Linked DNA regions of Homo sapiens: region 1 is linked to region 2. A link is an interaction called in ENCODE POLR2A ChIA-PET data of the cell type or tissue named here. Cell type or tissue: endothelial cell of umbilical vein. All regions are shown on one strand. Links, peaks and the distances in the headings refer to the core of each region. The heading gives the core; the rest is flanking DNA.

Region 1 (16,024 bases), core at 4,860-8,859, 540 kb after region 2:
TCGGCCCAATTCCCAGAGGAAAGCATTCCTGGCCATCACACCCAAGGTACTCAGCAATGCAAGCATAACCTAGCATGCCTAAACCCACCTTCCCCACTACTCCTGGCTTCTGGCCACTCGGGAGCAAATACACCTCTGCAAAAGTCCCAGCTTTTGTGCTCCCCACAGCCAGCCCCCACCATCGTCTCTCCAGATCTTCTCCTGTTTATAAGATGCATTCACTCCTAATCTCCACTTCCAGACACACACACACACCCTTGGGTAGACACAGGGCAATAAGCCTACCTCTCAGGCTCAACTTCTGGGCTGCACACAGTGGGGTGGCTTGCTCCCGTAATCCCAGCACGTTGGGAGGCTGAGGCAAGAGGACTGTTTGAGCCCAGGAGTTCAAGAGCAGCCCGAGCAACACAGCAAGACCCTGTCTCCATAAAAAAAAGATGGAAAAATTAAATTCTGTAGGATTCACTCCCTAAATAATTAAAAATTTAAACTTAAATTTTAAAAAACCAGGCTTAACTTCTACCCAGTGTGTGTTCATGCTCCCTTGGGCCCTTTCTGCTTGCAGGAGCTGATGATGCTGGGTGCACTCTGAAAGATTTTAAACCTGGTAAGGATGGTAATGCCTTCAGGGGCCAGAGGATGCCTTCACAAACCATTCAGAGTGTCAACAGAGCCAGACTGGGGAGACGTCCAGTTATACCAAGACCAAGAGGCAGATTCTCTCATCTGCCTCTAAGCTCCTTCCTCACAAAAGGTATCTGCCACACCCATCTCCAGTGCCAAAGATGGATCACAGCCGACTGAGCCGACTGTCTCTCCTCCTACCCCTCACCCCCGCCTTCCAGAGTGACAGCGAGACAGGAAAGCAAGTTGGAAAATTTTTAAAAGAACCAACACCTCGGCCAGGCACAGTGGCTCACGCCTGTAATCCCAGCACTATTGGAAGCCGAGGTGGGCGGATCACAAGGTCAAGAGATCAAGACCATCCTGGCCAACACGGTGAAACCCCGTCTCTAGTACAAAATACAAAAATTAGCTGGGCATGGTGGTGCACACTTGTAGTCCCAGCTACTCGGGAGGTTGAGGCAGGAGAATTGCTTGGACCGGGGAGGCGGAGGTTGCTGTGGGCCGAGATTGTGCCATTGCACTCCAGCCTGGCAACAGAGCGAGACTCTGTCTCCAAAAAAAAAAAAAAAAAAAAGAACCAACACCTCATCACAATCCATGAAAAGCTAGCTCCTGGCTCTAGGACTGCAAGAAAAGGGAATTCCACCTTCAAACTCCTGGTTACCTTCCATGGCTGGTCTCAGTGGAACTAGCATTCCTCCTCACAGAGGCATGAGGCAGCCACACCCCACACAGCCCCAGAGCCCAGAGGCAGAGTTGGGCAGAAAGGAATGCAGATAGTTTCCCAGAAGTGTCTGGCCGAGAAGGAAACCAAGAGCTTACCCACAGCTTCCTGGGCCCTGACTGGGAGGCACTGGGTTCTCACAACAAGGATTCTGGCAATTCAGGGATGGTGAGGCCCTTGTATGTGAAAGCCCACAGGAGGCGAGGACACAGTGGTGGGAAGAGGCCCTGACAGAACAAGCCTGGGCTGGCCCCAGACGGCTTCCAGTAAGCAGCGGCTGCACTTGAATGTCAGCAAGGGTCTTAGGGAGACCCGAAGCAATCCAGTCACAGGGGAGCCCAAGGCAGGCACGCAGATGTGAGGTCGGATCCTCTTAGCATAGGCTTTGGCGTCACCTGCTTTCCAGGAAGCAGGCTTCATTTTCTAACACATCTTGAGGGAGGAGGGCAAACCGGAGGGGAAGCCCAACATCTGACAGGCCAGCAAAGCTGGTGAGCAGATGGGCTCTAATGCCTCCCAGCTTGATTCTCTCAGTCATGCTTCAGAGGTCATAAGGCTTTTTTTAGTCCTACTGTTAGTACCACAGCTCCCAGAAGCCTGTGCTTCCTCCAAATTATGACCCTGTAAGGCTCTGTTCTAGGATAAGCACAGGAGAAGGAGCAGAACACAGAAAGAGTTATTAAAGATGCCTTCCTGTTATATACTAAGTGTCCACGTGAAGGATATCAAAATAAAATAATAAAATAATTTTAATTTAAAAGTGGATTACATCATTAACTGTTTCCTTTGCAAGGAAAGGGCAATTCCTAATACAGATTCCATAAAATCCAGATGACACTTCCCCTTCTCATATACGACCTGGACTCTGAAAACCTTAATCAGTTGCTAGCATTAATACAAAATACACACAGAGACACATATAGACACACGTCTGTTCTTCAAAGCTTTGTTCGGGAAGCCAAAGATACAAGAACCCTTCCAACTTCATGTCCCTATGGGGATAACAGGAGGCACAGAGTTAAATATGGTTTTTCCCAAGCAAAGACCTTGGCTGCGAATAGGATTAAGGGTGGCTCTGGACACCCCCACATGCAGGAAGAAGGCTAAGCACCTGGAATCTCCCCTTCCTCCACAGCACCAGTAAATGAACTGATGTCATCTCTCTGGTAGCCAAACATGTCTGTCTCCCAGCCCCTAGGATTTCACCCATCCTTACCTCAAAATTGCATAATAAGGGTCTGCAGCTGGTTAGTTCAGTTACTCACAGCCTGGTGCCAGTGAAGCAAAGGTAAAAAGTTGGCTACTTAGAGCCATTAGTTTCACCTTACCCTGTGGCCACAGATTTTAACTGTTTAAACCTAGATCAAAATGCATGCTGCTTTTTTCAGAGAGACAAGACCAAAGATGAACTCAAAAAGAGCATCCCTGGGCACCACAGAAAGAAGGACAAAGATAAAATCAGCTGTGACTGTACTTCTTTGGAACGGGATGACACATGCTGATCCCCAAGCAAGAACATCTGGATAAGCTTTCCCACCCTCACAGGAAATTTTCAGTCACCTGGAACCTAGTACAGTTTGGAAAGTCATTCTATTTTCCTGAACTGTTCATTCCACAAGGAGATGCTGCAGTTTACACACAGTGCACTGGGACATCTTCAGTTTTCATAGATTAGCAGCATATGCGTCCTACAGGAAAGGTCTGTAGCTTTAAATTAGACGCTTTCCATCCTAAGACCTGATACAGCATTGCAACAAGAATGTATTATTTCCTTGTCAAAAATCAGAGGAGATAACTCCACTAACCCCACTAAACAGTAAGTTTAAAGAATGCGATCCTGTCATAATTACATCATGATTTTCAAAGTGGGAGAATTTCATTGGGTTTTAAGCTCAAGTTTTTCCCAGTGTGACACACAGTGCGAAAAAGAAAAGAGCTTAGGCAAAGTTAGGCATGGCACATTCCAGCTCCTCTAGCCGAGACTGAAGAAAACAGACCTAGCTTTCCTGACCTGCTCCCGGAAGCCCTTGGAAGCACTTTTCTTCCTCTTCATGCAATGGGAACAGAGTCAGTCTCTTCTAGAGCAACTTCACCAGCAGGGGCCAGAGGGTGAACAGACTGTGTTTTCACTAAAAGCTCCTTTTTCAGGCAGTCGCCCTTTATAGGTTGAAGACAGTTTTCCACAGAAACAACACCAGACATGGTAGCCAGATGCGCAGACAAGCTCATTAATGAACAACATGGCTGAAATACTGTTTATACATAATAAAGACACAAAACAATACCTCTGTAAATACTAGCAATAAAACAAAATGTAAGAGGAATAAAATTATATCATTTTTGGCCAGGCACGGTGGCTCACACCTGTAATCTCATCACTTTGGGAGGCCAAGGTGGGCGGATCAATTGAGCCCAGGAATTCAAGACCAGCCTGGGCAACATGGCAAAACCTATCTCTACAAAAATACAAAAATTAGCCGGGCATGGCGGTGTGTGCCTGTGGTCCCAGCTACTCGGGAGGCTGAAGTGGGAGAATTGCTTGAGCCCAGAGGGTGGAGGCTGCAGTGAGCTGAGATCGCGCCACCACACTCTAGCCTGGGCAACACAGCAAGACTCTGTCTCCAAACAAACAAATAAATAATAATTTTTACGTGTTTCAAATTGTGGTCCTGGAAGAAGGGCAGGTTAATTAAAAGATGGATATCTGGGGGGAATCTTTAAAAGCATTCTCAAGAACAATAGTGATGGCACTGATACTTCAAACCGTCTACTTTCATTCCCAAATGTCTGACTGTCCTTTCAGAAGTATTCTTGGTTTCACACTTTACCAGCTATGATCAAAGCTAGCTTTTATCCCACAGGCAAAAAGGAAAGGGGATAAGGAGGGTTTTTTGGGAGGCAATTAAGCAAAATCATAAGGACAGAAAGAGAAGGAAAGATGGGGATTAAAGAGGATGTGAGTAGGATCTGAAGAACACTTACCTGAGGGAGACCTAAATTACCTGTGATTGGTGAGAGATATAGAAGCCAGCTGGTTCATGACTACTGAGAATCGGAGTGCCAGGGAGGACGCACTGGATATTATGTGACAGATACCAGTTGGATCACCTGCCTAGGACAACTTAAGATCAAAGAATGGGGGAAAATACCAAATGCCAGACACAGGCTCACAACTCTTATCCAGCCCCAGATCAAACTATTACTTCAACCAGACATCGTTGGCATTCGCAAGGAACACGTCTACAGAGCCTACGGGGAATGCTCACTGCCTGTTCTCCTGAGCTGGCTGGCTGAGTACCGATCTATCTAAAGAAAATAAACTACCCCAGAGTTCTATGTCACCTAGCTCTAACAGTCTCAGGAAAGTAGGAGGCATCCTCATCGGGGATGTAGGTCACAGTGGAGTTAGGGCTTATGGAATACATAAAAACATGGTGAATATAGGGCCGGGGATGGTGACTCATGCCTGTAATCCCAGCACTTTGGGAGGCCGAGGTTGGTGGATCAGGAGGTCAGAATTTGGAGACCAGCCTGGCTAACACAGTGAAACCCCGTCTCTACTAAAAATACAAAAAAAAAAAAAAAATTGCAAAATAACAGAGAAGTCCTACTTGAAAGTATACAGAATCAATTATGGAGCTCTTCTGCCCAGAAATATTCTACTTAGCTCCACAACTTTCTCTAGCAAGTTTCAGCAGCCTGAGAGCCTCCCAGGGTTGGGCACAGCAACAGTGAGCATGGGTCCTCATCCTCATCACTAACCCTGCAAAGACAAGCATCCTTCTGTACTTCTTTTTTTTTTTTTTTTTTTTTTTTCTGAGACGGAGTCTTGCTCTGTCGCCCAGGCTGGAGTGCAGTGGTGCAATCTCAGCTCACTGCAACCTCCGCCTGCCAGGTTCAAACGATTCTCCTGTCTCAGCCTCCCAAGTAGCTGTGATTACAGGCATTCGCCACCATACCCGGCTAATTTTTGTATTTTTAGTTGAGATGAAGTTTCACCATGTTGGCCAGCCTGGTCTCAAACTCCTGACCTCATGATCCACCCGCCTCAGCCTCCCAAAGTGCTGGATTATAGGTGTGACCCACCGCGCCCGGCTACTTTGTTGTTTTTGAGACAGGGTCTCACTCTGTCACCCAGGCTGGAGTGCAGTGGCACGATCTCAGCTCACTGCAGTCTCGACCTCCCTGGGCTCAGGTGGTCCTCCCACTTCAGCCTCCCGAGTGGATGGGACTACAGGCACACACCACCACACCTGGCTAATTTTCGTATTTCTTATAGAGCTGGGGTTTCACCATGTTGCCCAGACTGGTCTGGAACTCCTGGGATCAAGTGATCTGTCTGTCTTAGCCTCCCGAAGTGCTGGGATTACAGGCGTGGGCCACCATGCCCGGCCCTCAGTACTTCTTTAGGAGAATTTCTGCCCGACAAAGGACCACAGAACAGCAAAATACTTTGGAGATTGTCTTTGTCCAACTCATTCTGTACTGGAAGAAGCCAATGCAAATCTTTAACTGGAACAAAAAAAAAAGTCTAAACTATGCAAGATCTGATTAAATCTCAGTCATTTCAGAAGGGTACAGGGATAAGGAAGAAATGTAGCTCTGTCTGAGTAAGTGTATTTGGGGAGGAGGGATGGGGATTACATAGGCAGAAGTTAAACCATTTTGTTTCTTCTTCAAAGGCCTGCCTCTCAGGAACACCAAGAGGACACCTACTCAGTTGTTTCCCTTTATTTTTCTTTTTGAGATGGAGTCTCGCTCTGTTGTCCAGGCTGGAGTGCAGTGGCACGACCTGGGCTCACCACAACCTCCACCTCCCAGGTTCAAGTGATTCTCCTGCCTCAGCCTCCTGAGTAGCTGGGAATACAGGCGCCCGCCACCATGCCCGGCTAATTTTTGTATTTTTAGTAGAGATGGGGTGTCATTCTGTTGGCCAGGCTGGTCTCGAACTCCTGACCTTGTGATCTGCCCACCTCAGCCTCCGAAAGTGCTGGGATTACAGGCGTGAGTCACCACATCCAGCCGTTTCCCTTTATTTCTTAGTTCTTGATGATAGGGTCCCCCAAATACCCTCCCCTTCCTTGCTGGAACCAAATCATACCACCCTCAGGGTACAAGAATTTGAACATAGCCATGAACAGAACCAACAATCAATAAATGTAGAGCTTGGACATGTTAGCAAACATCGAAGGTCTCTGGAAGCTACAACTTCCAAGGACCAATCTCCGCATGATGGAGAAATCAAAGCCAGGTGAAGATCTGGGCTGAGTTTCAAATATTCCTGAGTTTATGAAGGAGGTGGAAGGTGGGAAGAAGAATTCTGGAACTGAACCCGCAGAAGGCTAAGCCTCCCACATCCCAAGGGTGACAGCAAACACGTGTGGACCCACAGCAAGCCGAGGCATGGACAGGCAGTTATCTCCTTAAGTTATCCTCGTCAGAGAATTTCCATCAGTTTTTCTTACCACGTTTTATACTTTTTCAAAGTGACTACATATATTACTTTTATCTGTTTGGAGTCATCTGAGTTCCCTTCCAGTTCCACTAAGGATGCTCACACTAATGGTTCTCTGCCTCTTGCCTGTCTAGTCTTTCCTGGATCTCCCAGGCTTACTCTTTAGATTCCTATCTCATACCCACAGAGTCCTGTCTTCTTCACCATGAAATAAGTTCCCCTCTAACAAAAGGAAATTCAGACATACAAATGTGCCTTGCGCAAGATCCCACCACAAACTAGTAACACTGCAGGGATTAGAATCCAATTCTCCGAACTCACGTCCACCGCTCCTTCCAACTGACCACAACACCTCCGTTATAGGAGAAACATCTGCCCTACAGCACCACGACCAAGAATCAAAACAGTTTACTGCATGTCTTTTTAAGCAAAACAACACAGCCAGAATGTTTGGCAGGGACTAACTAAATATTTCCTCTGTGACCTATGCCAGAGAGGAAAACTGTGGGAGTTGGGTAGGCACAGCACAGAGGGAAATCGAAGAGACCACTGCAAAGGCCAGCAGATGGGTGACAAAAGAGGAAAAATGCAATCCTAAACTGAGGACAAGCTGGGAACAAAGGAATCCGAGTTTTAAAAGTGGTTGAGATCTAAAGATAGGATTGTAGGTCTAAATGGGAATGTTATCTAAGAGGGAAAGCATTTACGGAAAACTTAGGAGGACTATCTTCATGACCTTGGGGCGGGAAAGGAATTCTTAAAGGACACAAAAAGTGCTCACCAACACAAAGCTTGATCAAAAGGATATGGAGCTAAAATCTCAGAGCAACATAGAAGCAATGACCATTCTTAGGCCTACAACACAGATGTATGCTGAAGCAACATAACACAGGAATCCAAGCCTACTCCCAGCACCAAGGTCTGAACTGAAACCTGGCTTAGAAAAAAAGCCCAAAGGCAAAACATTAACTTTCCAGTGAAGAAAAAAGGAGGAAGAGAGAAAGAGAATGGATACTAATTTGGCCTAACAGAAGCTAGAATAAAGCTTGCAACATGATAAGGTACACAGGAATCTATGAGAATGAGATGGAAGCCCTGGGAAACCAGGAGCATCATCAGTGGAATCAGAAGGAAATTCAAGGGACCCGAACAAGGATCTTTGCCGGGGGAACTGAAGAAGTCACTGTATGGAACTAGATCCACTGATTTAAAAAACAAAAGGTAAAAACCTACCTGAATTATCCAAGAAAGAAACTCTCCAAAGGGTGTGAAATCTGTGAAAAGAGTGGAAAGGTTGTTACCACCAAGTAAAATTCACTTACACTTTCCAATAACCTTTAAGAAAGGGCTTCAAATAGGATCCCTTAATTGTATTAGAGGCTCTGATATTGACACTGTTCAACTGAACAAGAAAGGTGGGCGGGGAGTTCCACAGAAGAGCAAAGGGGTCTGAGGCCAGCTTTCTACCCATGCTCAGGGCAACAGGCTTTCCCTCACTTCTGAGGTGACCACACCAGCAAACTGGGCCACCAGTGGTCCCCCTCCCCAGTGACCCCTCCTGTCCTCTCACAAGCATTACATACAGAGTGGGGAAGAGGGAAGGAAAAAACCTGGAGCTCTTAACCTCAAAGGGTTTCCATTCTACTCAAAGTGCCAGGACACACATTCCTAAGGTCCAGAACCCTTGCATCAACACCTCAGCTCAAGAAGCACCCAGGAGCAGACCAGACTCTGGGTTGGGAACACTGTTTTGTTAGGAAGGAGTGCTGATAACTACAGCAGAGACAGGAGAATGAGAAAAGGACTAAGAGAACCCAGGGGAAGGGAATTTCAGGAGACAGATGAATTGCTTCCTGATTATGAACTGATCCACTTACTGGACAGTCTATGAGACAAGGAGTTAAGCTAAGGGGAGTTTTGGGGTTTTTTTTCAAGGCAGCTCTTCCCCAGGTGGAAAAATTGAGAGCACAGACAAAAGGAAGGAGTGACCTCCCTGGAAGCAGGGAAATCCCCCGCCCAATGCCTCATTTGTAATCAAGGGCAGCGAGAATGAGACTAATGTAAACAGGCCAGGGAAGCCAGCATGCCCTTCTCCAGAGAGGCCAACACACACACTTCCCCCAGCACAGCCCCTGGAAAGGCAGAAGTAGGTATTCTCTTGGACAAAAGAGAGGGGACTTGGGGAGTTCCCAAGGTGCTTTCAGGCTTTTCTGTTCCCAGGCACTCAGCATTCACCAAAATTCCAGGGCACCAAGACCACAAAAAAGGTGAAGCTAAGATTCTGCTGCTTGGAGGAAAATGCAGTTTGCAAAAAGACCCCACAAGAAAGGCTCAGAAGAAAATAATAGGGCTGAACGGCAGGACCACTCCCACATCTGAGCACCTAGGCCTGAGTCGGGCAAGCTTCCCACACCCCTCCCAGCACCAACGCAATGAACAGCTGCCCTGGAGAAAACAATGGGGCCTTTGTCTGTGCCTTCTCCTGTAGATCTCTTTTTGGAGAACCAAACAGGATAATTCCTTTACAAGAGGGGCTCTCCTAAATATCAGTCCCGGCCAAGATGAAAGTTTTTACCATCCACAGCATCCCTCTCAAGTAAGACTCCTACCCGTTCCATATTGGGCAGGAAGGGTGCTGTGCAGTATCCAGCCCCACCCCACATAGGAAGCACTGGCAGACAGGTCCTTGCAGCCCCTTCCTGCAGCCCTCACCAGTCACACACAGGAGCTGCTACTCCTGCTTTCTTCCTGGCCTGGCCACGGAACTGAAAGCCTAAGAACTGTTCTCACTCCCCTTTTGCCATCCACCAGAATATTCCATATTGAGTGAAATTACAATGCTTGTTGATACTGTTTTCATCAAAATCTGTCAAAATGGACTCCCAACAGTAACTGTGATTTTAAAAGAAAAAGGCATGAAACAAGCTGGACAGTCAAACTTCTCTTAATGTTGCACTACTAAATAAAAATTCCCAAACTGACAAATATCAAGAAACTTACGCTGTCATTTTCCATGATTCAAACATCTTAAATCTAACCTAACTATATAATAGACAAGTGGAAGGTTCTTTCTTTGCTGTCTTATTAGCCCATTTTCTTGACTTGTTTTTAATTTATTTATTATTTTGATTTGCAAATGTCTCTTCTTATATGTTGTGAAGATGATAATAGATTTGAGGTTTTTGTTTTTAGTCCCTTTGCCTAAAAAAAAAATTTAAAATTTTTCCTATATTGGTCCAAATTAAGAAACAAACAAACAAACAAACAAAACGTGTGTTTTTGTGAAGCCAGGTGCCTCACGCCTGTAATCCCAGCACTCTGGGAGACCAAGCTTGGAGGATCGCTTGAGCTCAGGAGTTCGAGACCAGCCTGAGCAGCATAGTGGGACCTCATCTCTACAAAAAAAATCTAAATATTTAAAAAACTATCCAGGCATGGTGGCACACACCTGTATTCCCAGCTACTCAGGAGGCTGAGGCAGGAGGATTGCTTGAGCCTGGGCGGTCGAGGCTGCAGTGAGTTATGACTGTACCACTGCACTCCAGCCTAGGTGACAGAGTAAGGCCATGTCTCAAAATAAAAGAAAAACGTGTTTTGTAAAATCCCATATGCCACATTTCTCCCATTTTCCTTCATTGGGTAACTGGTAGCAGATGAATTCAGGACCCACTTCTTCCGAACCACCACCATGGACTACATGACATGGCACAAAATTCCCTTTCCATGAAACGGAAACAGTCTGAGCAACTCCTGATGTCTCTCTCCTCGATTCCTCTATTCTAACCATCATTCTTCCTCTCCCCAAACACCTCCAGATCAAGGGTACTTGGGTTTTCAGGCCAGTTAGCTGGATACCATGAGTTCCCCAGTTCAATCCAGAGTATCCCCCATTCTCCACGATTTCAGCACAAGGCGGCATCACAAAGTAGTAGAAAGAAATCTGCAATCAAATGAACCAAAGTTCAAATCCTGGATCTTCAGTGATTTACATAATTTCTCTGAGTCATGATTTCCTCCTCTCTGAGACAATCCGTTCACGAAAGTATCAAGTTGTGAACGGCACATAGTAGGTCCCCGGTGCTGACTCATTACTTCCTTGACAGGTTTCTCTCCTGTCCTCCCAAAAAAGATAGGCTTTTTAGAGACTTTTTTAAAAACAGGGAGCTGGAAATACTGATATTAAGAAGACATTGTTCCACAAGGAATCAAAGTCGTGCAGTGTCCCTTACCTTGCTGTGCTGGTCACATTCCGATGACTGCCCTCAATTTCTTTCCAGCCTCTCTTAGGAAAGGCCCAGAACATCTATTTAATGGTATAAACCTCCATTTCTCCCTCTCAAGAGTCTGGAGTTATGAATTATTAGGTGGCTCAGGGTTCTCTAAGGGTAAGGCTTTCAGTGTCATCCTGGAAAATATTAAAATGTGGAAAAACCACTCATCCCACCACCTCGTGTTTCTGTGTGGTATCGACTCGACCCTTTATGGTTTCCTTTTGGAGTGCATTCAATCTGCCCTGCGCAAACACCACATCAGGTCTCTATCACTGTGCTAAACAAATGTTCCAAATGGGAAAAAAATTGTCATAAATATTTTTTGGGACTGCTCACAGTCTTATTTCACTGCACTTATTTCAAGTCTTTCACTTATTTAAAGTCTTATTTCACTTATTTCATGATGGAGACATCATGAAAGACAAAGAATTCCCTGTAATTCCCTGTACCAGAAAAGTGTCACACGTGCTACCTTTCCTGAGACCAAAGAGTTTATACAGTTAAATTCTTTACAGTAAGGGTGATTTCGTAAATGCATACATTCAGTTTGATTTAATGTTTAGGACTCTGTAAAGGCTTCTCATGTAAGCAAATTCAAAAATCAGGACAAAAATCCTGTACTGGCCTAAGGATCTCAAATTTTGGCTCCAAAATTAGAGTTGCTCTTCTTTTCTCTCTTTTTTTTTTGAAATGCAGTCTCACTCTGTCACCCAGGCTGGAGTGCAGTGGCGCGATCTCGGCTCACTGCAACATCCGCCTCCCGGGTTCAAGCAATTCTCCTGCCTCAGCCTCCTGAGGGGCTGGGATTACAGGCAAGTGCCACCACGCCTGGCTAATTTTTGTATTTTTTGTAGAGACGGGGTTTCACCATGTTGGTCTCGAACTCCTGACCTCAGGTGATTCGCCCACCTCGGCCTCCCAAAGTGCAGGGATTACAGGCGCGAGCCACCGTGCCCGGCCGGAGTCACTCGTCTTAATAACAAGCTAAAGGCCCTAATTGAGCATGTGGCCAATGTGGAACCTTAGGCTGCAGCACTAAGCCCAATCAGCCCATTGCTACTAAGTACAAAACCTGCAAGAGGAACAGACTCTCAGTGGGCCTCAATTTCTTCCTCTAGCAGAATGTAAATAAGAATCTCTGCATTTGTAAAAATGTCCAGAAGATTACTAAGATGGAAAACAGTCACTGGGAAGGAAGCACCCCTTCAGGGGTCATTCTTGGCCTCACTTGCTCATGCCTGGCCCTTGGCAACAGCTACCTCCACAGATCTCCAGCCCCACCACCGCCTCTCCTTTCCAAGCCCTCCTCTCATACGGAATACACAAATCCTGTCACAAATAATACGCTGTCTGGCTGCCGTAAATCACCATCCTGCTCATGCCACCCCTGTGCTTTCCCCCAAGGTTGATCCTGATATTCTCTACCTCCAGACCCTTTGCACACACCACTCCCTCTTCCCAGAATGGCTTCCCTCCTCTGTTTGCTAAGCCAACTCCAACAGTCCCTCAAGATGCCGCTCCCACGGCACCTCCTTTGGTTGCTTTCTCTGGCCATGGGCTTCCCTTGCATCTTCTCCTCAACATTCTTTGCTTTCCTCTGGTCAAACATCTGTATCATACTCCATTGTAAATGTCTGTTTATCTTATGTGCCCTAAAAGAATGTTATATTACCCTCCTTACATTTAATATTTAAATTTTTGCATCACAACCAGTAGTAAAGACGTACTTTCTGCCATATTCTAAATATTGGCATTTTATAAATATTTACAGGCCTGGCACAGTGGTGCATGCCTGTAATCCCAGCACTTGAGGAGGCTGAGGTGGGAGAATGGCTTGAGCTCAGGAGTTCAAGACCAGCCTAGGCAACATAGTGAAACCTCAGCTCCACAAAAAAATCGAAAAGTTAGCCAAGTGTGGTGGTGCATGCCTACAGTCCCAGCTACTTGGGAGGCTAGGTGGGAGGATGGCTTGAGCCCGGGAGATCGAGGCTGCAGTGAGCCATGATTGCACCACTGTATTCCAGCCTGGGTGACAGAGCAGAACTCTGTCTCGACAAAAATGTTTTATTAAAAATAAATAAATATTTACATTTTTAAATTAAATACAACATTACTCTCTTAAATGAATCTAAATGATCCAATGGACTCTAAATGCCATAGTGGATCATCTATTTAAAAGAACATACATTTTATACTATGCCTTTTTGTTAACTCTTACTTCCTTTTATTTCGTTTTCAGAATTTTATCCTAATATTTATGCTTCAAAATCTTTTACTGATCAACCTATACTTCTCTGCAATATATATATTAGTATTATACATATATACATATAAATGCATAAATTTTTAAATTCTGCTATGATTATAACCTCAATTTTTTATTCTATTTATTTTATTTTTTTTTAGAGACAGGGTCTTGCTGTATCACCCAAGCTGGAGTGCAGTGGCATAATCATAGCTCACTGCAGCCTCAAACTCCTGAGCTCAAGCAATCCTCCTGCTTCAGCCTCCCAAGCAGCTAGAACTACAGATGCCCACCACATTGCTCAGCTAATTCTTTCTATTTTTTATTTTTGTAGGAACAGAGTCTTGCTTTGTTGCCCAGGCTGGTTTCGAATTACTGGCCTCAAGTGATCCTCCTGCCTCGGCTTTCCAAAGTGTTCAGATTACAGGTGTGAGCCACCACATCCAGGCTATAACTTGTAAATGTTAAAAAAAAAATTCTTCTTCTGGATTGGGTTTTCATTATCTTTATTGTTTGAATATGCAAATGATCAAAACATAATTGGTTTAGAAATTGGTACTATTATTAAACATAAAAAGTAAAATTTTATTCAAAATGCATTAATTTTTCATTTTTATAGTGGTAAGCACCAAGAAACCTTGTTCACATAAATAACTAAACAGAAGTGACAGTCTACAGCCATACTACCCTGAATGTGCCATCTCGTCTGATCTCAAAAGCTAAGCAGGGTCAGGCCCCGTTAGTACTTGAATGGGAGAAGTAAAATAAATTTTGCTATAGCAATATCAGTATCTTTAGAATCACAAGTCAAAATCATGTCATGACCTATAATCAAAAATTATTTTTAATTATCTACCAACTGACAATGCCTTCAATTTTGTTGAAAGCAAGAATTGGAAACCATCTGACTTAGAAAAGGATTTGCTACTCACAGTCATTCACTTTCCTAATAATAGTCCTAATTGTTCCTTTGCTTGTTAATCTGGAGGCTTTCACACATCAGGCACACAAACAGCAAGACTCCAGATTAATAATGACTATGTCTTCCTTTTGTAAAGTGGGAGAAGAGTGATTGAGAAAGGAAACACCTTGAGTGCAACTGAATTCTCAGACAGATCAGCCTTTGGAAAGGGGACATAGAAAGTCAAGGATCTAGAAAATATACCCTGTCTGAAGACTACTAGCTTATCTGCCTCTCCCACCAAAACAGTGGCATTATCAAAATTAACATTAAATTATGTTTATTCGTGGATAATTACTGTTATATTTTAACAGAAAGAGACTGAAGACAGCCTAAATGTGCTCAATAAAGGTCTGATTAAATAAATTACAGAGTGTCTAGAAACCAAAAATACACGGTTTCTCTTCAGGACTGAATCAAGTCCCTTCAGAATCAGGGCCCACACTTTATTCCCACAGCCTCAGCTCCTACAAGCCCTTCGAAGGTCCTCATGTGCATCATTCCCCACTGCAAGTAATGGTTTCTAGATGGGAAACCATGGTCCACAGAGCAACACAGACAGGGACGTGCCAGAGGACATAAGGACAGTAAGACCTAAAGTGTACTGCTGAGGCTTGTTATGAACACTCATGGAATTGCAACCTGGAAGCCTATGTCTGGGGAAAGGGAGAGGGGACAGTGTCTATGCTAAGAGAACAAGTAGCAAGGAGCCAGAAGAAGGCTGAGTGTGGTATGAAGGAATAAATACTCAAGAAGCTGGTAAGGCTGGTGACATTGGAAGGAAGATCCCCCAACAGGCTGCTGGCCCTAGAGGTCAGGGCGCTATCTATCCTTGGAAGAAGACAAGTGGAGGACAGTATCATCCGAACCAAAGCAGCGCCCAGGCTGAAGGGCCCACTGGGCAGACACTCCAAGAGAAGGCTCATGGTCATCACAATGGGGAGGAGGGGAGAAGAGGAGTGAGCCAAGACGCGGCTGCTTGCGGACAGGGCAGAACCTACAGATGGGAACAAATGAACCTGGTTTCATAAAACAGCTTCCCTCCTCTGTGCCCCAGAGTAGTCCTCCCAGTTAAAGTCCCCTTTCTCGTTCTCTTCACCAAGTCAAATCCTGCCAACCTGCCAAGGGCCAAGATGATGCCCCTTGTTCTCCATGCAGCCTCCTCAAACACTTCTGCTTATAGTCAGTTCTTCTACCTCTAAACCCTCATCATTCTCTGTTTATACCAGAGGCGGCCTGCAATATTTCTAAACCGCTCCATGATCCATTTGTATTTTGATATTAATCCTTAGCTCTTTGCTGTAGGTGTTTGATGCCTCTCTGAAGATAAGGCTTGTGACTTAGACATGTTCCTGTCCCACAGGGTGACCCCTCAATGCTTTACTGTGCGGGACACCTACTTGCTTACAGTTCCAATGGACACACACTGTCTCCTGCCACTCATCCAAATGTCTATCTCTTTCACAAAATTAAAGGTTCATTATATACATGTGGATTCTGAATTCTTGGGTCTTTCATAGTCTTTGGCTTAGGGCTTCACACTTGCTAACCACTCAGTGAAACTTCTCCAGAGTCAGTCATTCAGCTGCTGCTCTACCTGAGGCTGTAGCACCAATGAGCCAGCTCTCCAGAGACACGCCCACATGGTACAAACCACGTTCTAGTGGAGAGCATTCTCCCATCATGGGAGGCTCTCCCTTCAAGCTAATCTTAACAAGAATGAAATGGGAATTTGGAATTT
Region 2 (16,024 bases), core at 5,880-9,879:
TACTTCTTTTGCTTAATGGCATTAAAAAGTAACCCACACACCTGTGACCAGTCCTCTTTTTAATGAAAGTGTGGGGAACATCAGGGGAACCTATCCAGGGAGGGAAAATGAAGTTGTCATTTTTCAATGTAATTAAACTTGGTTTTCAAAAATCTCCTGATCTGAAATGTGAATTACGCTAATTACTTCTGGTGGCTGCAACATTGATTTCAGTGTTAAAGTTAATGGACTTAATGGACTCTGCTTTTCCCTTAGATGTGGCTTGGGCCTCTTGCCGAAGGTCCTGTTTGCCCACTGCGAGGGGCCTCCTCTGGACCCTCTAAATTCCCTATCACCAGCTTCTGTTGCCCAAGGCACTCATGGGTTGGTTGCCCCAAGTCAGGCCTTGTCTCTGGGCATGAGGCCTCAGGAGAACAATTGCTCTTTCTTCCTTTCAGTGAATGTGGGTCAGACACCAGCCTCACAGAGTTTGGTCCCAGGAGGGGACATAGAGAAGGAAAAGGCAGGTGGCCCCTGTTTCCGGAGGGCAGGTGGCCTGGAGGAGGCCTGATAGGAACCTGTGGAAGACCTCAGGCAGGCAGGGCTGAGGTTTGGAGCCTGAGGCTTTCTCTGCAGTGAAAGCATCCAGTAATGGCTGGTGGGGGTGTGGGAGGGTAGGAGCAAAGAGATGGTGGAGGAGGCCAGGGAGACCTGCTCCCAGAGGAGGGCTGCAGGAGCTGGCCAGGAAGGCAGAAACAGGTGTGGGCAAGGCAGGGAGGTGAGCCCACAGGGTCAAGAGGAGGGCTGGGCATGGCCAGGCTGCAGAGTTCTCTCTGGGCAGCAGTGGGGATGGTAGGGGCCTTGGAGGGCAGGGCAAGCAATATGGATGTGGTCTTGAGTCTTGGCCAGAATGAGATGAAGCCCCGGTGTGACTGTACAACCTGGAAGCTGGAGGCCCTCCCTCTCTCAGGGAAGACTGCTTCCGAGGGCCCTGGGGCAGGCCGGGGTCGTGGGTGCCGCCTCTGCTGGCTGACCTGGCCCCTTTTCTGAGTGCCTAGAGTTCCTCCACCAACATGTCTTCTTAACTGGGAATCGGTGTCCTTTCCTGAAGGCGTCATAGAGGAAGACTTTGGTGTCTTCTGACCAAAGGGTCACAAAGTATGGGACCCTAGCAGTCCTGAGCGCACACCTGCCTCCTTTACAGATGGGACCTGGGTGGTGCCAGATGTTAGCCCCTAGGGGAAGAGGGCAGGCTCCCTCCAGGATGCAGCCACCAAGGACACGGTGACCAGGCAGAGCCGATCACACGTGGGGAAGAACCGGCCAGAGAGCCCTTTGGCAGGAACCTCAGGAACTGAGGCAGGAATGCCAACGAATCCCTGCCCCAATGGGGGTTTTGGCCGCCGAGACACATCCCCACATTGCTGCCAAGAGACCTGGGTCCTGGGGGGCTGACCCTGGAGATTGGGGGTGGGGTGAGGGTTGGGCAGCCTGGAATGGAGGGAAGGGCCCAAGAGAAGGAGGCAGGGCCTCCAGGGGTGGAACACAGATGTCTTGAAGAGCGCTGTGGGAGGCGAGGTGCGGTGGCTCATGCCTGTAATCCCAGCACTTTGGGAGACCAAGACGGGTGGATCATTTGAGATCAGGATTTCAAGACCAGCCTGGCCAACATGTTAAACACCCCATCTCTACTAAAAATACAAAAGGTAGCCAGGCGTGGTGGAGGGTGCCTGTAATCCCAGCTACTCGAGAGGCTGAGGTGGGAGAATCACTTGAACCCGGGAGGCAGAGGTAGCAGTGAGCCAAGATCGCGCCACTGCACTTCAGCCTGAGCGACAGAGTGAGACCTTGTCTCAAAAAAAGAGAGAGAGAGAGAGAGAACAGCAAGAGATGAAGCTGGCCAGGGTCAGAGTGAGAGAGGCCTTGACTCCCGAACAGAGGAGTGTGGACTTGAACCTGTAGAGGGTCCTCCGGGCAGGGGAAGGAAGGACCTGCCTGAGAAGAACACCCTGAGGGCAGAAGGGAGAGTGATGATGAGAAGGCAGCTGCTGGAACCCGTGTTCCTCGCAAGGAGGGCCTGATCTCATTTCTCCACCTCTCCCTCAACCTCCCCCATCTGACTGTTAACCATATTCACCTCACACATTTCTCTCAAATCCTCCCAGTTCTCCCCACCCCTGCCTCTTACCCCGACCCCTCAGTCCAGTCACCTTCATCTCTCTCCTGGGTTACTGCAAAAGCCACTCTCCCGGCCTCAGGGCCGCCCTCTGTATCCCCTCCTCCCAACGCCAGCCTCAATGAGCTTTGGACCAGGAGGTCTGACCTGTCTCTCCTTTTTTAAAAACAGTAGTGACTAACACTCATGTAGTGCTTGCCACAAGCCAGGCACTTGCGGCAAGTGTATGACTCTTGTAGGTGAATGCACTATTTTGAACCTAGCCACAATCCTATGAAGTTGACACTCTTATCAATCCCTGGGTTACATTTGAAAAACAGATCCTGAGAACTTAAGTAATAGTCCAAGGTTACACAGCCAGTAGGTGGCCAAGCGGGGGTTTGAATCCAGACCCCTTCCACTTCCATCCTTGACCTCTTTCCCCCTGCTCTCAACAGTGATGTCAGAAAGAGCCTGATCATGTTTGAGTCCTCACAATCACCTGCAAGGCCCTGTGTAACCTGGTTCCTTTCACTTCTCTACCCTCCTCTCCCACTACTTCCCGCTCCTCTCTCCATAGCAGCTTCATGGCTGTCCCTTGAACATGCCAAACCTCAGGGCCTTTGTACTTCCAATTCCTTCTGCCTGGGATTCTCTTCTGTATGTCCGCTTGCCTTGCTCCTCTGCCTCTTTCAAATCTTGGCTCAAATATTGACTTCCCAAGAAGGTCTCTATTTAAAATGTAAAATTGAAACTCCTGCCCTGAACTCCCTATTTCCCTTCCCTGCTTAATTTTTCACATGGCACTTATCACCTTCTGACATATCATACAATTTGTTTATTGTGGTACTTGTTATCTTTCTCTTCCCGTGGAAGAGAATGGAAACTTTAGGAGGACAAGGATTTTTGTCTGTTTTGTTCATTCAAAGATTCCTTCTGCTCAGAACAGTGCCTGAGACATGGTAGTCACAATAAATATCTTTTGAATGAATGAAAGTATCTTCACACTTCTCTACCTTTGCCCAGGTTGTTCTGCCTCCTTGGAATGCCTTTCCCCACTGGCACATGTGACACTCCAACACACTCTCTCCGTGACCTGTCCAATGGCACTCTGCCGAGAAGCTTTCCCCTAGGATGGTCCCAGCTCAGTGACCTGGTCCTATGCTACCAGCCACACACACGCTCTCTCCCCATGCACTGTGATCCCTGCATTTGACTCATCACCAGTCGAGATGGGGATGTTCTGACTGGGGGCAGGTAGGTGCTCCATTCAATGCTTTCTCTCAGAAGGCACACTCCCTTGTTGCTCTGGAGACAGGAATGAACCAAATCTCATGTAGCAGAGGTACCCAGGGAAGAGAGGACATCAGCTCCCTTTCCCTGCACCTGTGGTTCCAGACTCACCTTCACAGTTCTCTGGGACTTCGCTCCCTTGGCTTCTGCTTCCACTCCCAGGACTGTCAACTCTTCACTTCAAGTCCTGATCTTCAAACCGTGATGCACCCGTCTCAAACCTGTTCCCACCTCCATCAGTCTAGCTCCAATTTAGCTCTGGGCCCAGAGTCCAAGTTCACCGTGTTTAGTTGTGGAGGTTGTATGCTGCACAATTCAAAGAGGTGGCATTGATGTTGTGCTCTGTGTAAATGGCATTCCCTGGTGCCTGTATGATGCAAAATCAGCACAACACTCAGACCTGCTGGGCCCCATCCACAGTGTTTCCTTGGGCAATGTCTCCGTTGAGACAGCAGCAAGGTTTAGACACCAGCCCTGTTCCACTGGTGTCAGAATTTACCTGCCCTGCTGCATACAACCTCACTGAATTGTCTTGAAAAAAAAAAAAAGGAAGATTCTAGGAAGAAGGATCATCTGTTTCTGAGTCCTTCTGCCCCCTTCTGTGGGAGACGCTAAGCCCGCAGGAGAGCATGGGGAAGCAGCCGGGAGCAGCCTCCCCTCTGGACTAGGACTTGAACCATAGCTAACGAGTTTCTGGGCCCTATACACTTGATGGAGAGGCAAGAAGACCCAGTGTGCAGGGTACTTTGGGGATCATCCCTCGACCAGCAAGATATTTTTGATGTAGTATGATCACTCCTCATCATGTGGGTAGGAACATAGTGCCCCCTGGCCACCCCTCACCACCCCACTTCCCAAAACCAGCACTAATTGTACTGGCTCAGCCCCATCTAGTTATCTCGCCGCCATCACTCGAGATAGCCCATCAATTTCCCCATCTTCCTCTTTGGACACAACACAGACTCAGGGCATAATAACCATTATAATCACTTTCATTTTTCCATTTATGAGTATCAACCACATACAAGCAACTTACTAATTCATGTATGAGATGAAGACTGTCACTATCTCCATTTTAAAAATGTACAAATTGAGACTCGTGAGGTGATGTGACTTAGCCCAATTCACAGCAGCAAGTGGCAGAGTTAGAATTTGAACTCAGCTCGTCTGGCACCACATCCTACAGTCTTGGCCACTCTATTTCTGTCTCCAAAGCCTCTGGATGCTGAACAGCTGGTTGAATACACAACTAAACTACCCAACATGCAAGTGCTGCAAGGTGGGGATGTTGCCCTGTGCCCCAAGTTACAGCCCAGGCAAAGCGTGACCTGCAGTAGGGTGGATTGGGTGAGGGTTATTCCTATGCATATTTGAGGGTCTAAGGAAGAGAACATGGAAGCCTGGGCCTCTCTTCTCCCCAGAAGCAAATGCCTGAGTGAATTTCTCATTGAGCTGAAGTCAGGCCAAATCTGCTTCCACACAGGTGTTAGGTTATTCTCCCTGTTGGCTGGAAATTCGATTGCGGTTGATTTAAAATCCCGACACCTGTGTCCATCACCCGAGCCTCTACCATGATTACTGTCCCTATAAAGTTCCTAATCCCTGTACTTACACAGCGTCCTTACCCTCTGACAGGCCAGATCTATGTGAGCAGGGAGATTTGGTTATTATGTAGAAGAGTTATAAGAAATATGACTGCAAAAGCCAAGTCAGTTGAAATTGGACTATAATTAAATGCTTAGAAAATTCTATGCTTGGCTCATTTTAAAATCAAGTGCTTCTTTGTAGCAATTTCCTTTCTTTAATTACAATTTCCTGTCTAGTTTGACATTTACAATGCAATCTTGGGGGACATGTTTGTGATTTATTATTCCTGCTCCTATCAGGATATCACTGTGCAGAAATGAGTTTATAAAATAAGAGCTCAAATTATTATGGCCTTTGACCAATAAAGCAGGCTCATAATTTCAGGCCTGAGAGAAGATTACCATTTTTGACAACCCAAGGCAGAAATACTGGAGAGGGGGAGGGCACAGTTTGGGAAATTCACTCCATGTTCAAAAACACCGCATTGTCTCCTGAGGGAAGGCCAGCTTTGGAAGCAGAACATATTAATAACCCCTCAAATTTATACGAGGCTTTGCAGCTTTGAAGAACTTTCACTGTCATCGATTACCTCATCTTTGGAGGTAGACAGGTAGGTGCCTTCATCCCCCTCTTACAGATGATGAAACTGAAGCCCAGAGAAGTTAAGTGACTCGCTGAAGGTCACAAAGCCTGAAAACAGCGGTCTTTGAAACAACACTCAGGTCCAATCCAGTGAGTCCTTTCCCCACAATTTAATAGCTGTCCCTCAAGGCTTGAGAAGTGTCCTGAGACATGAAAGATGCCTTCAGTGCATCTCTGGGCAGGGAGCCCCTCTGCTTCCCACAGCAGGAGCTCTGACCAACCCCCAGAGCAGCACGTGTCCCGTGACTCACATATGTGCAGCCAACAGAGGCCACGGGGGCTGCTGGCCCCAGCTCATGAAAGAGGTGCCATAATTTCCTTTTATCTGTTTCCTTTCCTCTTGAGGCTTTATCTAGAAATTTGGGAGTATTGTGTACTCTTGGCCCGCAACATGCTCTTTTACCCCTGGGCTGCAAAGTGAGACTCCAAGCCCAGCACAGGAGGGTCTACCTCTGTGTGCACATGTGGATGTACAATCGCTCAGCTGCGTGTGTGCCTGGATATCCACAAATGTTTGGAGGTGCTGTGTTGGCACCTGTGCACATATTCAGGGCATACGTGTGGTAAGTATAGGTAGATATGTGGGTGCTGGTATAGAAGTGTGCATTATCACCCCCATCCATTCTTCCTAATCTAAAGAAGAGAAGGCCAAAGTGGACAACACACCAAGTAACTTTGGTAGGCCAGGCACGGTGGCTCATGCCTGTAATCCCAGCACTTTGGGAGGCCGAGGGGGGCAAATCACTTGAGGCCAGGAGTTCGAGACCAGCCTGGCCAACATGGTGAAACCCTGTCTCTACAAAAAATACAAAAATTAGCTGGGTGTGGTGGCAGGCATCTGTAATCCCAGCTACTCAGAAGGCTGAGGCAGGAGAATCACTTGAACCCAGGAGGCAGAGGTTGCAGTCAGCCAAGATCGCACCGCTATACAAAAGCCTGGGCAACAGAGTGAGACTCCATCTCAAAAAAAGAGAAAAAAAGTAACTTTGGTGCACTAAATGCGCCAGAATCATGAAAGACTGTTTCAGTAGCCTGGGAAGACCTTGAAGGGAATAAGGGGAGAAGGAAATTGGGTCTCCTGGGGGTTGTCTGTGGACCCTTCATCCTTTTATTTCCTAGAATGTGCTGTGGTAAAGGTGCCAATCCACCTGGTCCCCAGCTGAGGGTGGACGGTGACTTCTGTTGAGGTGGAGCTCACCCACTGGCCCTTCGCTGAGGCCACAAAGTCTCTGGGGGTGTGAGCCTCCCCAGTCCCACCTTCCAGATGCCAGTTGGCTATGCCCTCTGGTCAGGAAGGGGGTGATGCCCTTGTGATGATCACAAGGGGATCACAGGAGCTAGGGCAGGTCTGGGGAGTCCAGGTGTGGGTACAGTGAATTGGCGGCACCTCTGGGACATCCAAGGGGAGGTGTCCAGGGAGAGGTTGTGTGTGTAGATCTGGGAGCTGGGAGAAGGTCTATGCTGGGCTGTGGTTTCTGGCCCTCTGCCCTGCCCCCTTAACACCTGTTCTGTGATTTTCAGCTTTAATGTCCCTCCCCAGGTATGATGGTGGCTGTGCAGCCAGGATCAGAACAGATCAGGGCACTGGAGCCAAGGCCACCACGGAAGCAGTGGGTGTTACAGCGCCGGGACCAAGGTGGCCCCAGCAGCTGGTTGAAGGCGCGCTTGTGGAGCTGCTGGCTGAGTTTCCTTCATGAACAAGGCTTCTGGGCCCAGAACAGGGGTTTCTGGGGTGCCCTCTCCTGCTCCTCCTCTTGGGGAGGAGTGGAAATTGGGCTTCCTCTTTGTCTCACTTGAAAGGAGCCATTATGGGAGGTAAATCTCCATTGCTGGCTTTTGGCCTCAGATTAAGTCTGTCCAGAGACTCGTTTGTTGCCTGTGAAAATCTCTTTATTACTTCAAAACAATTTTAAGGCAGAGTGCATTAAGATTTCTGAAGAATGAGAAAGAAGCATATCCCCACACCGGGATGCTGGTTATGAAGTTCAAATGGATGGGGCAAGGCAATCCTCTTACAGATGGGGGAGAGGCTCAGGCCCACCCATCAGAGTCTAGAGGAAGTGCCTAACTGAAAAGCAAAGCAGCTCTCCTAAAGGCCACCGCCTGGGCTGGCCTTGCCAGGGCAGCTAGGCACTCACTTCCTTCCCCTGCACATATGCACCCACATTCATGAATGCATGCACACGCACAAATGCACTGCCCCTTCCTGTCGACAGCTACTTCCTTGAATCATCATATTGGCCAGGGAGGCAGCCTGGGTGGCTATTTGATCCCAATTGTTCAAAGGAGAAAATCAAAGCTCAGACAGGGAAAGCAACTCTTCCAAGGTCGACCAGGACCAGAACTGACATCTTCGCCTTCCAAGATCAGGACTTTCTCTCTAGAACTCCCCGGACCAATAAGCAGTCCTGAGGCTCCTCCTTGGTTCCTGACTCCATGAACAAGGCCAACCTGGGCCCAGGTGGGCCTGAGACTGTGAGGCCTCCGACCCCACCCCGCTCAAAGAGACAAAGGAGTAGAGCCCATGTGAATGCTGCCACCCTAACTCCATCCCATCCTTCTCCTGCAAGGGCCCTCTCAAGTCCCAGGACCAAGCAGGGAGAAAGGCAGGAGGAGATGAACCCATAGAGATCCATCCATCCATGCATCCATCCTTCCATCCACCCAGCAGGGTCAGCTATGTGGGTTGCGGCAGAGAGTAAGGAAACCACAGTTCTGCCCTCAAGTTGCTCGTGGACCTGAGAAGATATAGTCATTGCAAACCAGTGTGTTAAGTGTTGTGACAGGAAAAGCACAGGAAACCAAGGGAGCACAGAGTCACTTATCCAGCTAGGGGTGAAGGCCTCCTGAGCCTTAGCAAGTGTGAAGGAGCCAGCCACATGAGAAGACGGGAGGGCGCTTGAATGGAGAAAGGAGATTGGACGATGTGTGGCCAGGTGCTTTCAATATGTTTGGTTGAGGAGGTCAAGGGGGAGGGAGGCTGGGGCCCAAGGACTGCCTCTGTTGGGTGCCCTCAGAGTTTAGGAAACCTTGGTGTGGCCTCATCCAAAGCCCACTAACCTTGATTCCACTGCATATCCAATGTAATTCCACCATTGCACATTCATCAATGTACTTAAAATATAACTATCTCTGGGAGGAATACTCCAAAGACATGTGTTGCACTTTACACTAAATGCTTTGGGGATATCATCTCCCTTAGAGGTAATGAAGTAGGTACAAATTGCTCTGTATTACTTTGGATTCAGGCAATGACATGTTTTCTTATTTGTCTAACACAGATTAAATCTGGCACTGGCCAAGCTCACCAAGATGGCAGGAGATTCAATACCAGTCATTTGTAGGGGGCTCTCTCTCTCTCCTCCTTTTAATTTTACAGAAACTTAGGGGTTACACATCCCACAAAACTAAAGAGGACTTCATTCCTAGATATAGCTGCGTTTGCTCCTGATCTAGGCCATTTAAAGGCAGGTGGCTCTCCTGGGACCTGCTCCCATGGGATTGGAGCCTGGTTCTCAGCCTTCCACTGCTCCTCCACTGGAGCTAGAAGCACTATCTCTAGGCTGTCCTGGGGCTTGAAGACAGATCCTGTGGAATAGACCACTTGAGGGACCTCCCGTCTGAAGCTCATAATTTGGTCTAGAGGCCTGGGGATCCCCTTTGGCCATCCAAGGTCTTGGGTTGTGGACAAGCCTGGCACCATGCACCCTCCTTGTTGGCCCACCAAGGAGGGCCTGGTAGCCTGCCGTCTCATTGCTCTCCTGCCAAAGGCCTGACCAGCCTCTTGATCCCCCGCAAGCTGACCTAGCTCTGTGACAATTCAGAAATTGTGCATTCAGTGGGAAGATTAGGCCTGATTAAGAAATTTGCACTAATGAACTGTGCTTAATTGGATTTGGGGAAGGACACAAAATGGGCTGCTTGACATTCCAGGGTCCTCAGCAAAGTCCTGGGGCCTCCCTGTATCCTCCCCACAAAGCTAGCCATACCCCCAGCCCCTCTGCCCCCAGTGCCCCAGCCTTCGGCCTCTCAGCCTAGTAACAGAGAAGTTATCTGCCTAATCAGACTAATTAGCACTGGGGACACAAAGTCATAATCTACAAAGAATGCAAATGCCAGTTTTACAAAATGAAAACGCCATATGTGCAGTAATTAGCAAACCACGGGCACATTTTATAAATCATATTTATTAGTTTGTAAACAAATCAAGCTCTAAATGAAGTGAAAGATGCCATTAACTGAGATAGCAGCAGTGGTAGTGCTGAGCAGGCCTGGAAATGGGAGACTGGGGGTACAGGGTAGAAGGTGGCCCCAGAGCCCTGCCTGGGAGCCCACCAATCTCCTGTAACCTCCCCCCGACCAAGAACCCTGGTGTGGGTGGCAGGGGTCTGTGTCTTGGCTCTCCAGGATCTATGGCCCACTTGCTCTGCCACCAGAGCTCCTGCCCACCTGCTCAGCATCCCATGACTCTGGGCTGGTTATTCAAACCAGGGCTTAAACAAGTGCTTGTTCCTATGTGAAGACAAGATGGCACCTGAGCTCTGAGCTCAGCTCCAGGCCCCTCTTGCCTTTGTTTTGGAACCCCTGGCCTCTTTGTCTACTTACATATCTCTGAGGCTTGAGGAAAAGAAAATATCTCAATTGAAGGACCTTTATTTACTGACCATGCCTACTGCTCTGCTTCTCAGCCTCTGTTGTCCTTGGAGAAAAGCTAGGGGAAGGGGGCATTTCCAGGTTGATTCTCTCCTGTGGTGCACTCATGTATTCGCCTATCAATCTGGCTGAGCTCCGGCTGTGCACTCAGCCCTCCTCAGGCACTCAAAGTGTTGACATGCAAATATAAAGGTAAGTCTTAGCTTTCCAGGAGCTCCAGACTAGGAGAAGGGCTCTGGGCATTGACTGTGGCCTCCATGAGTGTGTTCTGCTCAGCACATGATCCTATCTCCTATCTTTGGTGAACTATTCCTCCTTTCCTTTGGAAACACCTTTCTGCCCCATGTGGCCATGATGAGGTTATCAGCCCAGGTGCCCTGGCACCTCCTCCACAACAAGGTAAGCACTCAGCCCAAGATGAATTAGTCTTTCCACTGCACACCCTGGACCCGGTGACACAAATTAGGCCCATCACTTTCCTGATCCACATTTTCTGAATAGAGATAAGGGAATTGTCAACTTTAGGATGGTATAGTTGGTTCACACTTTGATCATCTGGTCTGATCTATACAAGAAACAATGACAGTAAATTATATAAAGAGAACACCAAAGTTCATAGCCATGTTCAAAAATAAGATTAATATCTCCATGAACCAGAAATGGAATAGAAATTTAAAATGATAAATGGAACCAAGGCCATAATTTTGCTGGGCTCTGGGTCTAGCATCAAACAATGAGGTCGACAGTCCAATCCCAATAGGTTAGAGGGGACAGGGGTGCTCCTAAAGGGTGGGAGGAGTAAAGATGCAACTTTGTGGTCAGGAACGAAGGCTAGCTGCCTGCTGACTCTGTGACTGTGACTATAAGCATGACACCCCACACTACATCCAAGGGAAAGGAATGGTAAGCTACTATATAAGACCTGGTTCGGGATGGGAACAGGTGAAAACAGAGAGGGGAGAGAGAAGAAGAAAGGAGAAGGAAAAGACAAAGGAGGAAGAAGGAAAAAGAAAGGGAGAAAATCCTCACTTAAAATGAGCCTACAAAATCAATATTCCAAGTATATATAAAGGGATTTATTGCAAAGAAAAAAATCAACAATCCAAACAGAAATTCACTCTAGATAAAATTAATATGACTGAAGAGTCTGACAGTGACATTGGGCATGTTTAATTGGTCAAAGAGATAAAGGTAAAAGACTCATTAAAAGAAAACAAGAAAGTTACAAAATAAAAACAGGCATAAATATCAAGTGTTATGAAAAAGAATCAATTGAAAATCTGGGAGAGGAAAGTTACAATTATTGAAATTAAACGTTCAATAGAGGAAATAAATTCCAGACTGGGCACACTTAAAGAGAGAAACAGAATTGAATTGAAAACTACTATTGGAGAAATTCACCAAAATTGCATCACAAAGAGACAGAGTTATACACACATACATACACACACACACACACACACACACACACACACGCATGCAACTGAAAAACATGGAAGCTAGATTGAAGAGCGCCAACAAGCATCTAATAAAAGTTTCATAAGAAGCAAATGAAAGAAATAGTAGAGAAGCAATATATAAAGAGATAATTGTCAAGAATTATTGAAAATTGAATCAAGATGTAAGTTTTCATATTCAAAATTATACTCTGTAGTGGGTGAGACAACTTCAAATAGATCCACATCTAGAAACATTATAGTGCAACTTCAGAACTTCAAGAATTTAAAAAGGCCATTTAAAAAGCTACCAGAAGGAAGAGACAGGTCACAGAAAAAAAAAAAAAAAAAGACCAATAACAGGGTTGTCTTCACCAACAGTAGATGCCAGAAGAAAACGAAATAATATCTTCAAGGTGCTGAGGAAAAATAACAATCAATCTAGAATTTTATACCCTGCTAATCTGTTATCCAAAAGTGCAAGCAAAATAAAAGCCCTTATAGACATGAAAAGACTAAGTGAATACACCCCCATTGACCTTCATTAACATAAAGATGTCCCTGTAGTAAAAAGTAGACACAAAGGAAAAGCAAATGGATTGCAAGAAACCATGGAGGACCACAGGAAATGATAAAAAAACAAGTTGGTAAATTCAATTAAATCTTGACTATAAAAATAATACCTATATTTTATATGCTTAAAAGAAGATAACTTTTTTTTTTTTTAAAAGAAACTAACTTCTTTAGTGTAAACTAAACCTCTAAACAAAGATAATGAAATGGATGGGGATGTCCAATATAGCACCACATGAAAACAAGAAAAGGAAATCTCCAGGATCAGAAAAACAGTGTATTTATTACTCAGATGGCAATCAAGAAGGATGCTGTAGGATCCCATGCTGCTGGTGGTGGTGGTAAGAGAATTCAAACACAGATATATGGCATAGCGGCTGCTGGCTTGGTATTTAACACCCAAGCAGGGACTGGAGATTTAGCCTCTTGCCCATGAAAGACACAGAGCTGGAACTAAGTCTTTTGTATGTGGCTGGAAGCACTGAAGGCTGTCATCTATTTTCTTTAAAAAAAAAAAAAAAAATGGAAATAGAAAAACTAAACCCACAAGCTCAGGAGGCAACAGGAAAGTGTATTGTATGTCTGCAGCAATGAATGGGGAAAAAGTCCATGAGAGGCCAGGTGTGGTGGCTCACACCTGTAATCCCAGCACTTTGGGAGGCTGAGGTGGGTGGATCACCTGAGGTCGAGAGTTCAAGACCAGCCTGACCAATATGGAGAAACCCTATCTCCACCAAAAAAAACCCCAAAATAGCCAGGTGTGGTGGTGCTTGCCTGTAATCCCAACTACTCAAGAGGCTGAGGCAGGAGAATCACTTGAACCTGGGAGGCGGAGGTTTCAGTGAACTGAGATTGCGCCATTGCACTCCAGCCTGGGCAACAAGAGCGAAACTCCATCTCAAAAATAAATAAATAGATAGTCCATGAGAAATGGAAACCTTGGGAATGGGACAGAAGCAGGTATAAAATTCGAATGTATACTACCTGTGTGAAAGGGTCCACAAGCTGAGAGAATAAGAATTGGTCGGCTGAGGCAGGAGAATGGCGTGAACCCGGGAAGCGGAGCTTGCAGTGAGCCGAGATTGCGCCACTGCAGTCCGCAGTCCGGCCTGGGCGACAGAGCGAGACTCCGTCTCAAAAAAAAAAAAAAAAAAAGAATTGGTCTAGGGAACCCAGCAACAGCAATCATGAAACTGCTCAGAAGGAATATTTTGACAACTATAGCACGTGGGACTCTAATAAAAGCACAACCCCTGCTAAAAACAAGCTCAATAAAAATTTACAAATGACACAAGGAAATAAGACACCACAAGGAAGAATCAGCAGAAATAAGATGGTTCAAATATTTCTGACACTAGTTTCAAAAGAAGAGAAAAGAAAGAATGGGAGAAGGCATATTAGAAGAGAAAATGCCTAAGAATTTTCCGTAACTGAAGAAAGAGTTGAGTCTTCAAATTGATTAAATCCCTTAAATCATGAGAGGGATAAAGAAAACAAATTCATACTACACACATTATGAGAAAACTTCAAAACATCAAATAAAAGACAAAAGCAACTAGGGGCAGCAGAATGCCAAAAAAGCAAAACAGTTGGGCTGGCAGCAGACTTCTCAGCAACAAAATTGATTCCAGAAGACAGTGGAATAACATCCATGAAGTACCAAAAGAAAATAACAGGTAATTTATAATTTATTTGAAGAAAAGGCAAGATAAACATGAGAAAAATCCAGAGAGTTTACTATTCAAAGTTCTCTGTAAATTAAAAGATAAGGGGTGTACCTTACTAAGAAGGAAATTGAAACCAAAAGGAATGATGAACAAATAAATTAGAAAACACATTTCATTAATCTAAATAAGCATTGACTACAAAAAAGACATTTTTTGAAAGAGTTAAAAGCAGTGTAAAGCAGAAATATTTAATTTATTAATTTATTAATTTATTTTGAATTTATTATTATTTTTTTGAGATGGAGTCTCACTCTGTTGCCCAGGCTGGAGTGCAATGGTGCAGTCTCAGTTCACTGCAACCTCTGGCTCCCATATTCAAGCAATTCTGTTGTCTCAGCCTTCCAAGTAACTGGGATTAGAGGTGCATGCCACCATGCCCAGCTAATTTTTGTATTTTTAGTAGAGACGGGTTTCACCATATTGGTCAGGCTGGTCTTGAACTCCTGACCTCACGTGATCCACCCACCTTGGCCTCCCAAAGTGCTGGAATTACAGGAGTGAGCCACCTCACCCAGCCTAGAATATTTTATAATGATAGCAAGAAGATGGGAAGGAGGATTGGAGTTAAAACATTTAAAGATCTTTGTATTATAGGAGGCGAATAAAGATATTGATTAAATTTAGACTTTTAAAAAGGTTGTAACACCCAAAGCTGTAGAGAGAAGAAAAAAGGTAATAAAAAAACCCAATAAATCCAATTGAATGTAGGAAAGGGGAAGAAACAGAAAAATACATGGTAAAAATTTTAAAAGGTGGTATTAAAAACTCCAATTTTATCAGTAATCACAATAAATTTAAATGACTTAGACCCATTTGTTCGGAGATATTCCCAGATAAGATTTTTAAAATCCAGTTATAAGTTGTTTATAACTGACCTAATAGTTAAAACATAATTATACAAAAAGCTTAAAAGTAGAAGGATAGGGAAAGATCATAAATACTAATAATCAAAGGAAATGAGATATAGTGACATTAATAGCAACCAGAAGAGATGTCATGGTTTTAAAAAACTTGAGATTTAAAGAGGGTGACTGTTCACTGACAAGAAGAACAATTGAATAGAAATCTATAGTGAAGCTGAACCTGATTGCTCATAATACTATAACCTCCTTAAAGATGACAGGATTATCAGGGAAAATTGACAGAGGATATTAAGCAAAATACATAGCAAAATTGACAGACTTGTGGGAGAAACTGACAAACCTACATTTGTAATGAGAAATTTTAACACTCCTTTTCCAGAAATTGATGAAACAGATAAAATTATTAACATTTGTTTGATGTCCATATATAAAATCTTGTTTCCAATAATTAAAGAGTACACTTCGTTTTCAAGTGGAACATTTAAAAACTTGCCAGGCGCGGTGGCTCATGCCTGTAATCCCAGCACTTTGGGAGGCTGAGGTGGGCGGATCACCTGAGGTCGGGAGTTTGAGACCAGCCTGGGCAACATGGAGAAGCCTGGTCTCTATTAAAAATACAAAATTAGTTGAGAATGGTGGTGCATGCCTCTAATCCCAGCTACTCCGGAGGCTGAGGCAGGAGAATCGCTTGAACCCAGGAGGTGGAGGTTGCAGTGAGCCGAGATGGCGCCACTGCACTCCAGCCTGGGCAACAAGAGCAAGACTCTGTCTAAAAAAAAAAAAAAAAATTAGATGGCCATGGTGGCAGGGGCCTGTAATCCTAGTTACTTGGGAGGCTGAGGCAGGAGAATCTCTCGAACACGGGAGACAGAGGTTGCAATGAGCCAAGATCGTGCCACTGTACTCCAGTCTGGGCGACAGAGTGAGACTCCATCTCAAAATAAATAGATAAATAAATAAATAAAAACTGACTATATAATAGGACACAAAGGAAGCGTTAACAGATAATAAAAATTTGATATATTAGTGACAGATTCTATGACTTCAGTGCAATAAAGTTATAAAACAATTTAAAAAATTGGGTCCAAAGCACCTCACTTATTTTCTTTATTGTAG

Evidence for each region. ChIA-PET counts read pairs that join two places held together with the same protein. Peaks named below come from ENCODE experiments on the same cell type or tissue, not always from the same donor. Only the 100,000 strongest peaks of a DNase experiment are listed, where the experiment ranks them.
Region 1: POLR2A ChIA-PET joins it to region 2 with 5 read pairs; 2 of 35 experiments call an interaction of 5 or more read pairs at or near these places.

What each region holds. Positions count from the first base shown.
Region 1 is chr11:8,831,271-8,847,294 of GRCh38, forward strand. It overlaps a transcript of DENND2B not described here and the pseudogene RNA5SP330. Among named protein-coding and RNA genes, the nearest start is that of DENND2B, 29 kb to the left of the region's middle. RefSeq lists enhancers at 570-1,371, 1,321-1,640, 1,372-2,172. In endothelial cell of umbilical vein, for the core only: no CTCF peak of the experiment used is centred there; a DNase peak (open chromatin) is centred at 7,251; H3K27ac peaks cover 355 bases.
Region 2 is chr11:8,291,178-8,307,201 of GRCh38, forward strand. No RefSeq gene overlaps it. Among named protein-coding and RNA genes, the nearest start is that of LMO1, 35 kb to the left of the region's middle. In endothelial cell of umbilical vein, for the core only: no CTCF peak of the experiment used is centred there; no DNase peak of the experiment used is centred there.